Regions from separate parts of the Homo sapiens genome. Here region 1 is linked to region 2. Evidence: chromatin loops called from intact Hi-C (ENCODE). Cell type or tissue: psoas muscle. All regions are shown on one strand. Links, peaks and the distances in the headings refer to the core of each region. The heading gives the core; the rest is flanking DNA.

What was found. A loop is a pair of places that touch in the nucleus more often than their neighbours do. Peaks named below come from ENCODE experiments on the same cell type or tissue, not always from the same donor. Only the 100,000 strongest peaks of a DNase experiment are listed, where the experiment ranks them.
Region 1: a loop joins it to region 2, with 2.8 times the contacts of the local background. A loop is called at or near these places in 1 of 110 quality-filtered maps.

Annotation. Positions count from the first base shown.
Region 1 is chr17:54,002,185-54,007,559 of GRCh38, forward strand. No RefSeq gene overlaps it. Among named protein-coding and RNA genes, the nearest start is that of KIF2B, 180 kb to the left of the region's middle. In psoas muscle, for the core only: no CTCF peak of the experiment used is centred there; no DNase peak of the experiment used is centred there.
Region 2 is chr17:53,790,160-53,795,534 of GRCh38, forward strand. No RefSeq gene overlaps it. Among named protein-coding and RNA genes, the nearest start is that of KIF2B, 30 kb to the right of the region's middle. RefSeq lists an enhancer at 1,254-1,754. In psoas muscle, for the core only: a CTCF peak has its summit at 2,436 (motif pointing right); DNase peaks (open chromatin) are centred at 2,502 and 3,082; H3K4me3 peaks cover 392 bases; H3K27ac peaks cover 1,721 bases.

The DNA.
Region 1 (5,375 bases), core at 1,704-4,203, 210 kb after region 2:
TGGTGATATGCTGATTTTGAGTGACTTTCTGACACTAGATGAGGTCAGGGCTTTGGACTACTGATGGTCCACCATGAGGCATTGTTAGAAATAACAGCATTGCTCCCAGCTACTCAGGAGACTGAGGCAGGAGAATGGCATGAACCTGGGAGGTGGAGCTTGCAGTAAGCCGAGATTGCGCCACTGCACTCCAGCCTGGGAGACAGAGCAAGACTCTGTCTCAAAAAAAAAAAAAAAAAAAGAAATAACAGCATTGCTACTTTCTTCTCACAATAGGAATAGAAAAGTAGGCAAAATGGGACATGTGATAAGAAAGAACTCAAAGATATAGCTTCTGGACCTGAAAAAGAAGAAATGTGATGCCTGGATACTGTGAAGAATCTATACATGTACTAATCATACAATTGCAAATACCTAACTTTTTCTCTATCCATTATTCTAAATCTTCACCACTTAATCACTGTGTATTATATGGACCAATTAATCTTGTAATACATTGCTAACAAATAAAATTATTTATATAGACAATAACCCGCAGAAAATTGTTCAGTGTCTGTACACCCTAGGGGTGTCCCTGCTTATATTAGTAACATATAATAAGCATGACATACAAATAATTGTGTCTCCCACTATACCATAAATATTTGCTTTATGATGCAAAGATTTCATAGCCCTTTTTATGTGTGTTTCATAATAGTACAAGAAGTGGATGTATCAGAATGTATTTAGTAAATTTCCTAATAATTGACACTTTCTTTAGTAGTGAATTCATTTCAGTTTGACCTTTTAGTTTTCTCTTCATTATTTTGGTTTGTCTTTTAAGTTGGTGGGTTTTTTTTTTTTAATTTGTCTTTTAACTTTTCCTACTCCTTTTCTTTGTCGATGAATGACTTTGTTATTTATAATTATTTTGTTTTAGCTTTTGTCTTCATTCTGTATACTTAAGCTTATCTTACATAAGATTCATTGACAGACTGATCCTTCTCGGATATCCAGAAGGAAAGTAATACTTCTCTCCTATTAGACATCCATTTTTGCCTTTTCCCCCCTGCTTTTAGCACCAAATTATATAGGTTTTACCTCTTTCAAGTTTTAAAACCTTTGATAAATTAATTTTTGTTATTACTGTAGTTTAATCTGTATTTTATTCCATTGATCATATTGTCATTTCTTGCCTTTAAACCACTGATGTCCAATAAACCTTTTCTAACCTTTGACTATAGGAAATTCCCATTCATTTTTGAAACTGTTCAGATATGGGTTCTTCTAAGAGGCCTTCTCTGTGCTTTCTCTGAAGCAGAATCTTTTCCTCCATTGTCTGTGATGCCTCTGGTTGAAAGACATCTCTTGCATTTCTTTGTGTCAATCTCTAGACTGAGCTTCTAAGTGAAGGAGGCTGGTCTTGTGGGTTAGTCATATCTACAACACTTGGCACAACTAATAGTAGTTTATGGATGGTCAATGAATGCCTTCCTCTGCAACTGTCCCACAGAATAAAAAAGAAACTTACATCTATATTCTATCTTAGATGATTTATTTTTCATTTTATTTAATATTTCCATTTTGATTATAAAATATTTTAATCACACACAAAAGTACAGAAAATGTTAAAATCAATAAAGTACCTACCTATGAGATTAGAGAGTTAGCCCTATTTGATTTTCACATATTCATAAATACAAGTGAAGTTTCACTCTCTCAGGCCCCTCTCCTTCCTTTCTCTTTTTTAGGGGCTAATGTCCCAAAGTCAGAGTGTATCATTCTCATGCATGTTCTTTAACATTTAAGGTATATGTTTGAATATATGAACAGCATATACCACTGCGTGTATTACAAATATCTCATACATTAAATTAAATAGGAAAAAAGTAGTAATTTTTTACCACTGCCTTCCATTTATAGACCTATGTTTTAACATGTCTGGACAAAGGAAAAAAAATCCTTCACTCCTTTAATCTTAGTAGCTACATGTAAATTTCTGACATCATAAATACATTTTTGCTTATTTATTGTTTTAACCAAGGTTGTCCAGAGAAACAGGAAAAAATAGAATATTAATATTTATAGAAAGAGATTTATTACAGGAAATTGGCTCACACAATTATGGAGGCTGGGAAGCCCAAAACCTGGAGGGTGGACAGATAGGCTGAAGACACAGAAGAGTCAGTGTTCCAATTTGAGTCTAAGGGCCATCTTCTATAGAACTGAGAAGAGCTTATGCTGTTGATGAAGTGCAGAGGCAATCTGCTGGAGAAGTCTCTCTTCCTCAGGGAAGGGCATTCATTTTGTTCTTTTCAAGCCTTCAACTGACTGGATGAGGCCTACCCACATTATAGAGAACATATACTTTACTTGAAGACCACTAATTTAAATATTAATCTTATCTAAAAGCATCCTTGCAGAAACACAGAGAATAATGGTTGACCAATATCTAGGTTCCTGGTGACCCACGAATTTGACATACAAGATTACCATCACATTTCCCTAAATCTATTTCCTTGCTTTCAGGTAAAAGTCTTTGAACACTCTTCTTGTATTCAGGAGATAAGTGTATGGCTGAAACATACTTCCCATAATATTTCCTTTTTTTTTTTTTTTTGAGACAGTCTTGCTCAGTCGCCCAAGCTGGAGTGCAGTGGCACGATCTCGGCTCACCACAAGCTCTGCCTCCCAGTTTCATGCCATTCTCCTGCCTCAGCCTCCCGAGTAGCTGGGACTACAGGTGCCCGCCACCACACCCGGCTAATTTTTGTTTGTATTTTTAGTAGAGATGAGGTTTCACCATGTTAGCCAGGATGGTCTCGATCTCCTGACCTCGTAATCCACCCGCCTCGGCCTCCCAAAGTGCTGGGATTATAGGCATGAGCCACCGCGCCCGGCCCCCATAACATTTCTTTTGGAAGACAGTCACAGCCCAGATGTGATAATTATTGTAACCTTAATTATATTCATGACACCATTCCCAATCTCATATTTCTCCATGTACCTTACGTGTTATGCACCAATCCGTCCCAACATGCCTTTCTTCATTTGACTAATATGAAGGACTGAAACTCAGTTCTTTCACATGAAATAATTATTCCTCCTCAAATTGATCTTTGTTTCTTCTGTGAATGTTCCTCTTGGTTCTTTCCTTTCAATGCCTCTTGAGCTAAAGCCCTGGCCCTCTACATCCTTGTAATCTATGCCATTCCTTCCTAATTGAAGTTATACTTAACCCAGTTTGTGATATTTTAATTAATCCTTCAAGCCTTCTTCAAGCAAACATCCTCACTTGAAGTTTTACTTCACTTATATTTATAAGAATTTAATTAGCCCTCCAAGGCTGCTTCTTTTGAACTTCCTCTTTGACTCCACTACTTTGGCTGCCATTTTTCTTAGATTTTAAGATGCCCTCTATTGTAAGATGCATTGTTGATTAATAACAACTTTTCTTTTTTATGTGGAAGAGTTGGCAGTTCTGAATCAAAAGTACCTATTGTCTTTCATAAAACATACTAACTGCCAGAGGATATTTATTCATATAATTGTATAGCACTTTCTTTTTCACTGTCACAATCAAAATTTGAATTAAAATCTTCTCCTCAGCCAGAGTCTAAAGAGACTTCTTATTTTCTTAAAGCCCCTGGATTTTAGGCATAGCATCATAGTAACAAGTTATTATTCATAACTGGTGCTCATGTGAATTTAGAAACTTCCTTCCCCTCATCTTCTTCTGTATGTATTTTAATCATGCCTGATTTTGGTGTGTTTACAATATAATCTACAGTAAATAATATGAGGAGCTTTATTTTTTTCCTATGCTCTAGAATTGTTTCATCATAAAAATCTATGGTTCCTTGTAGGCCTGATAGAAATGCACCTATGAAACTGTAAGTAAAGTGATATTTAGAAGTAGAAATTTCCAGGGGAGTTTTTGGTTATTGATTTAATCAAATATTTTGAGTAATTTTGTTTAGTTATGATTTCTTTATATTGACTATTTAATCTAGATATCTAAATTTGTCTGTGTAAAGTGACAAAAGCATCATTTTATAGCCGTATTGCCAGACAAGCACTTCATTTTATTTTCCACATTTATTTTTGTTTTCTTGCCTACAGTATTAAAGGCTTCTTCCCCTTTATAAATCCCTTCCTTCTTTTCTCTGTCATGTTCCCTCTTCACCTATCTTACTGTATTGAATACTTAGTTTATTATTTCTTTTTGTTTGCTAATACAGTAGAAAATATTGGCAACATTTCACGCACACACACACACATATACACACACACACATACACATCATCCATCAGAATGGGACTGCTGAATCGAAGATTATATTAAGACTGATACATATTCCTGGAAATAACAGGAACAAATATTAGAAAGCTAATGAGCTTTTTTATTATTCCAATTGGCTATAACTAGAGGAGATAAGAAACCAATCATGCTACAGAATAGTAGAGAACCCGCTGACTCCTAAAAACCTGAGTAGCTTTTGTTCAATAAACAAAACACTATTTCCTCAGTATAGGTGTAAGATGTATGATGCCTAAAAAAATCTTGCACATTGATTAGCGACCATGTTAGTCTCTACACATCTCCAAAATGGGTGCAGGTGGGGTGACAGGCATCACTATTCACCCCACAAAGTCTAAAATGCTCTGCTAAACTGTAAGATTCCATTGCATGGAGGTAAGAAGAAGGGCATGAGAAATTTATGAACTTTATCTTAAAGAAATGAAGTTATTCTGTAGGAAAGGCATGAAGTTTGATCAAAAAAGAGGTGAATAAGTGAGTGCCTCCAGCTTCACCTTCAGAGCCTGGGTTAGGAGTAGAGTTTACTGAAAGAATGCCCTCCTCCAAACTCTGTTTTCCTATTGAAGAAAAATAATTCTAGTTATCTTTCCTTTCATACTTAGATAATACCTCCAGCAATTGATGTGTGTGTTAGTATTGGCTCCTTGGAGCTAAGAGTTTCTTAAGGGCTATCATACTGAGGCTGAATCTTGAAAAACTAGCAAGGTTTATTAACGTGAGTGAGAAAGAAAAAAATATGAGAAGAGGAAAAGGTAAGAACAGAAGTGTTCTCATCTATAAGAACGAAAACGTTGTCACCTAATCTGAATTCAAATTCAACTGAGAGAAAGACTTGGAGAGAGGCAGATGAAGATAAAAATATCAGCTTTATTCCTGATGAAAATTATACTGCAATACATGATGTAAATGTATGGCCATGACTACTTTCTGATAATTTCCTGTAGTAGACAACTTTTTGTTTGTTTGTTTGTTTGTTTGTTTTTTGATACCGAGTCTTGCTCTGTCACCCAGGCTGGAGTGCAGTGGTGTGATTTCGGCTCACTGCAGCCTCCACCTCCCAGGTTCAAGCTACCCTC
Region 2 (5,375 bases), core at 1,192-3,691:
TTTTGGATTTTAAAGGGTTAGACAAAGACGGGATAGAAACTTGCTGTGTTGAAAAGGATACTGTTTTTGGAATTTTCAGACTTTTTGTCCTTACTGTTAAAATAAACAGCATCGATGGCACTCATTTCTCCTACTCCTTCTTCCTCCTCTTAAATTAAGTTTAGCCTCAAGCTGCCTCCTTACATATTTTAAGTTTGGCCTAAGGGTTTTTCTGTACATCGTGAACTATAACCAGCAGAGGTATAAACAGACCGTTGCCTACACTTGGGCCAATCAGCGAGTTTTGGCCAAATAGCCAACTATTCCAACCATGTTCAAATATGGCAAACACTGTAACCAATCCAGCAATTTCTATACTTCACTTCTGTTTTCTGTACCTCACTTTCCTTTTTCTGTCCATAAATCTTCCACCACGTGGCTGCACTGGAGTCTTTGAGCCTACTTGGGCTCGGCAGGCTACCCTATTAATGTAGTGTTCATGGCTCAATTAAACTCCTTTAAATTTAATTCAACTGAAGTTTTTTTCTTTTAACACTCCTCAGCAAAAAAACATTTGTAATGCTCCCTGCCTCACCAGCTAATCCATTCTTATCATCTGGTATTCTACTGGACATTATATTTTTAAACAGTCACTAGGAGAAATACACTTGCAAATAGCTAGTTGAGACTGAAAAATGATCGAAGAAGTTTAAATCTGATGAGACTCCTAGGGAAATACCTATTAGAAGCATGTGCATGGGTTGAGGGAGCTAAGAGAAGTCATAGTAAGAAACACAGTAATGGCCAGTCGTGGGTGGCTCAGGCCTTTAACCCCAGTCCTTAGGGAGGCCAAGGCAGGCAGATTACCTGAGGTCAGGAGTTTGAGACCAGCCTGGCCAACATGGTGAAACCCCATCTCTACTAAAAATACAAAAATTAGCCAGGCATCATGGTGGACACCTGTAATCCCACTACTCCAGAGGCTGAGGCAGGGGAATCACTTGAACCTGGGAGGTGGATGTTGCAGTGAGCCGAGTTTGTGCCACTACACTCCAGCCTGGGTGACAAAACAAGACTGTCTCAAGACAAAAAAAGAAAAACAGTAAAACCTATGGAGACCCATAATTACAAAGAAGCATGCTGACGGTATATAGCTGGTCAAACAAACAAACAAACAAAAAACAGGGAACAGGGAGACTCAGGAACATCTTATTCTGAATTCTATATTCTTCCCACGCTCTTCATAGACCCAACTCTAACAAATTGTTTTTGGGAAACCCTTTATTCCCCCAAGGCTCTGAGTTATTTTAGAAGGAGTGTATTAGATTCACATTTGGCTACTTAGAGACAGATGTATACATCCATGTTACTTAAATGTTGACAATCTGCAATGCGAAGGCTTGAAGCACGCAAAAAATACTTGGTGTCTGCTCTAAAGACAGAGCCAATACGATAGCTCCCTAATGATGGTGGCAGGGGCCCATCTGGGGTGGCCACTGTGAGGACTCCAGCTGCAGTGGGGGAGGTGCGACCAGGGCTGTGCGCTCGGTGGGGGCTGGTAACTGGTGATCCCAGTGGGAGCCCCATACCCTACTGAGTTGGCAGGGAGGGAGTCCTTGCCTGCAGGTGCAGCTACAGCTGCCCAGCTGCAGCTCCAGACCCAGGCATCCCTGCACTCTTGGGAGCTCAGGAAGCCCTCTTCCCCTGCAGGCTCAGAAGTGCCTGCTCCCACTCACAAACCTTTTCCTGCTCCTGGTGCCGACTCCAGTGCAGAGCAAAGTTATGGCTAAGCCCGAGGGCTGTCACAGCCTGGCCGGGTGTGCGTGTACTTGGGGCAGCACTGACGTACAAGCCCCCTGTTCCCTTGGCCCCTTCCAGACTTTGAGCACCGACAAGTGTGGGAGGGAGGCTGAGGTACTGAGGGCAGCTTGTCGTGGGCCTGTGGGTGCCCCTCAGCAGGAACAGCCTGTGCACTGTGGATGTAATGTTGATGGCAGCGGGAGGCACACAGATTCTTAGGAGGGAAGGGGCAGGTCCCCAGTGAAACCCCACCTTCAAGCCAGGGAGAGGTTGAAGCTTGGGGGCCAGGCTCCCAGTTCCAGGTGGGGTTCATGACCAGGAGTGAGAACTTCATTGATGTCTTTCAGCCAGTCAGATGGTGCTTTTTCCAGGCCTGCCTATGTCTGCCTATGGACAAGTCAGCATGCGCTTCCTCCATTCTGAGCATATTAAGAACCCCAGACTCAGCCAGAGTCAGACACTTGTCAGGATGACCAGCCTGCAGAAAGGAGCTACCCACTTCAGGTCTCCTGAGAGCCATTCTGTCACTCAATAAAGCTCTCCTCCTTGCTTACCCTCCAGTTGTCCACATAAATTCATTCCTCCTGGACATGGGACAGGAACTCGGGAATTGACAAATGCAGGGAGTGAAAGGAACTGTAACACATTCCTGGCCAGCTCGCTAAGCTGCAGGTGGCGACACAGTCCTGGACTGCAGGAGTGAAGAGTGGCAACCCTTCCGGGGCCCAGACCTTAGAATACCCATGGCCAGAACTGCTGTAACACTATATCCCTCCACCAGTGCTGGGTGGTTGCCCCACAAGACAGGAAGCAGCAGCGGTACAGGGTCAGCCCAAGAGCTGTGGCCAGAGTGGGACAGTGGGACTGAGAGACCTGTAACACAAACAGGCTGAAACACATCCCCCCAAAACTCGCCCCCTCACTCACCAAGCTGTGGGCAATAATAAGGAGAGAAGAGCTGTGGCCTTTCTGGGAGCCCAGACCTCGGGGCTCCCTAAGTCAGGGATGTGACATGCTATAACACTCTCTTTGGGGCTCTGTGGTTCCTGGCATCTCTGAGTTTTTGGGTGCCACCATCTTTTCCTCATCCAGATGCTGGTGCCTGCAGCAGAAGCTTCTAGTGGTACATCTGGTCCAGCCTCAGCCTTGCACAAAGCTGGCACCTGGAACTACCTGCCACACTACAGCAGGCAGTGTGCCTGGCTGTGCTCAGTGTCCAGACCCCATGCTCGCTTGCTCACACACCCCTTGCCACTCCCCACCTGGCTCGTGGCATCCAGGCCAGTAACGCGAGCTGAGTACAGCCTGCCAGGCCAAGTCAGCATAACAAGCCCAGCAGGCAAGAGCAATACTCAAGCAGAAGGTGCCACTGCCCACAGAGGTTTCCAGCTGGCGAAGTGACACCCTAAGGATCCAATGACACTACTATACAAGTTGCAGGAACATGAGAACACTTTCCTTCTTTCATCTTGATTTGTCCTTAAATCTAGTTCAGTGAAAATGTGCATGGCAAACTGCCTTCCACCATGAAATCTGCTAAACGAGCACCCTGTTCCCATTAGTTACTGAACACACACACACAAGCGCACACACACACACACACACACACACACACACACACAGAGAGAGAGTTATTCTTCTCATCTATCCTAAATTTTACTGACCTGGGGCACAGTCCCAGAATATAAAACCTCTAGCTTTCAAACAAAGGGACAATTCAATGACACACAGCTCCTGAGAGAAATTTCCATTAAAAAAAATAAAAGCAAAATGAGCCCAGGTAGGTAAGAGATTATCAGAGGGTAGTGCCATATTTCAGCCAGCTGATAAATATATGGCAGCACTGTAGGTCTTATCTACCTATGTCTCCTAGAATTGAGTAGTGAGGAGTTGTCAAGGAGATGCATATTAACACATTTATCTGCTTTGACAAATGAAATCAGGTATAGTCAGTGAGAAAATTACGCTGATTTGGCTGAATGGTTGTCCAGTAACCTCTGGTTTTTCTATGGTGAATATTTTCTCCATGGTGAATATTTTCCACAAACTGAATGAGGAAAATCTACTGTTCAAAACTTTGATGAAAATGTATTTAACAAATATAAACACTAGGTTGGGAAATAAACATGACAATTTTCAAACATAAAATTAGATGATAACTTAAAAATGTGTGAGGGGCCTAGCAGTTATTTTTAAAATATCTTAGGATGTGTATAAGCAAAAAAAAAAAATGTGTAGACAATTTGCTTGTACCAACTTTAGAACCCTAGTTAGACCTGAAATCTACAATTTAAAAATAATGGTAACGGATACCTTTTCAGAATAACATGCATCTATCATTCTTGGAATAGTTAAAGCAACAGGTATATTTAGCTCTTTAACTTACAGAAGAGCTGTTATGGGACATCCAGAAGCTAACCTTGATTATTTTAAAGATTATTTTTTCAGGAATAGGATTAATCCTCCAAATTTTTCTAGAAGACAGAACTAGAGTCAGTAGGCTAATCACTTTCAAGAAAGCAGATTTCATCTTAATATAAGGTAGAGCTCCCTAACCATGAGCACTGTCCAAAAATGTAGTAGATTTCCAACTCTGAACATGTCTAGCACAGGCTAGAGACACACTGGGTAGGAGGAATATAATAAGCTAGGTCATTTCTAGCTTTCAGACATAAAATAATGTAGCAGGTACAGTGACTCACTATTTATTGAACTTGGCCTTAAATCTTAAGGAAAGTAAATCTAACTCTTCTTCTTAGGAATGGTCAGATTTTCTGTACTTTCTGATGATCTTGTAGTGGAGAATAAGTGAAATTCATTTTCTTTAGCATGTGGTAATGACTACAAGCAAATAAATTTGATATTTATGAGATTCATGTAGAGGCCCCAAAGTATTCCACTGGGGAGCTTGAGATTGAATTATTCATCTACTGCAAAGGAATCACACAACAGCAAAAGTACCAGGCAGCATAATTTCACAACTCCTTTTATTTCTGTCATTGAAGAGATTTTCCAAGTTTAGTTTTCTCCTGTTTCAGGTAGGTGTACTATTTATTCTACTTCCTTGAAACAAAAATTCACAGCCAACATCATCACAAGGCATCTCTGTTCACTTTACTTTAACTATAAATAAACTCTGCTATCTGCAGCTCCTTGGCTGCCACCTCTGGAAATGTTGCCACAACTGGTCCTCACTTTCCCCTTCAGCTTCAGACTCTCTCTGTCTGACTCTTTTGGTGTTTTATTCTCTCATAAGTTATTTTCACCATTTTTTAAAATAAAAGTGATACAGAGAAAGGGGAAAGAAGAAGAAAGGAGGAAGAGACAGAAAATGACTCAAAGTTACCTTCCGTTTTTAAGAGGTCTCTTTGCATGGATAAACTGAAGTCATAAGTTGTGTGTCCTTGGATGATGCTTTAATATCATTAGTTTTTTGAAAATGAAGAGAATCCTGAGTTATTGCTTATGTTTATACAAATAAATCCCATATTTCACATCTGTCACTAACTTACTGACTTAATTGAATGCGTATCAGTTGGTATTTAAGGGCCAAAGAACTGTAAGAACTGATGTCATTTATTGAATCAAGCAATGGG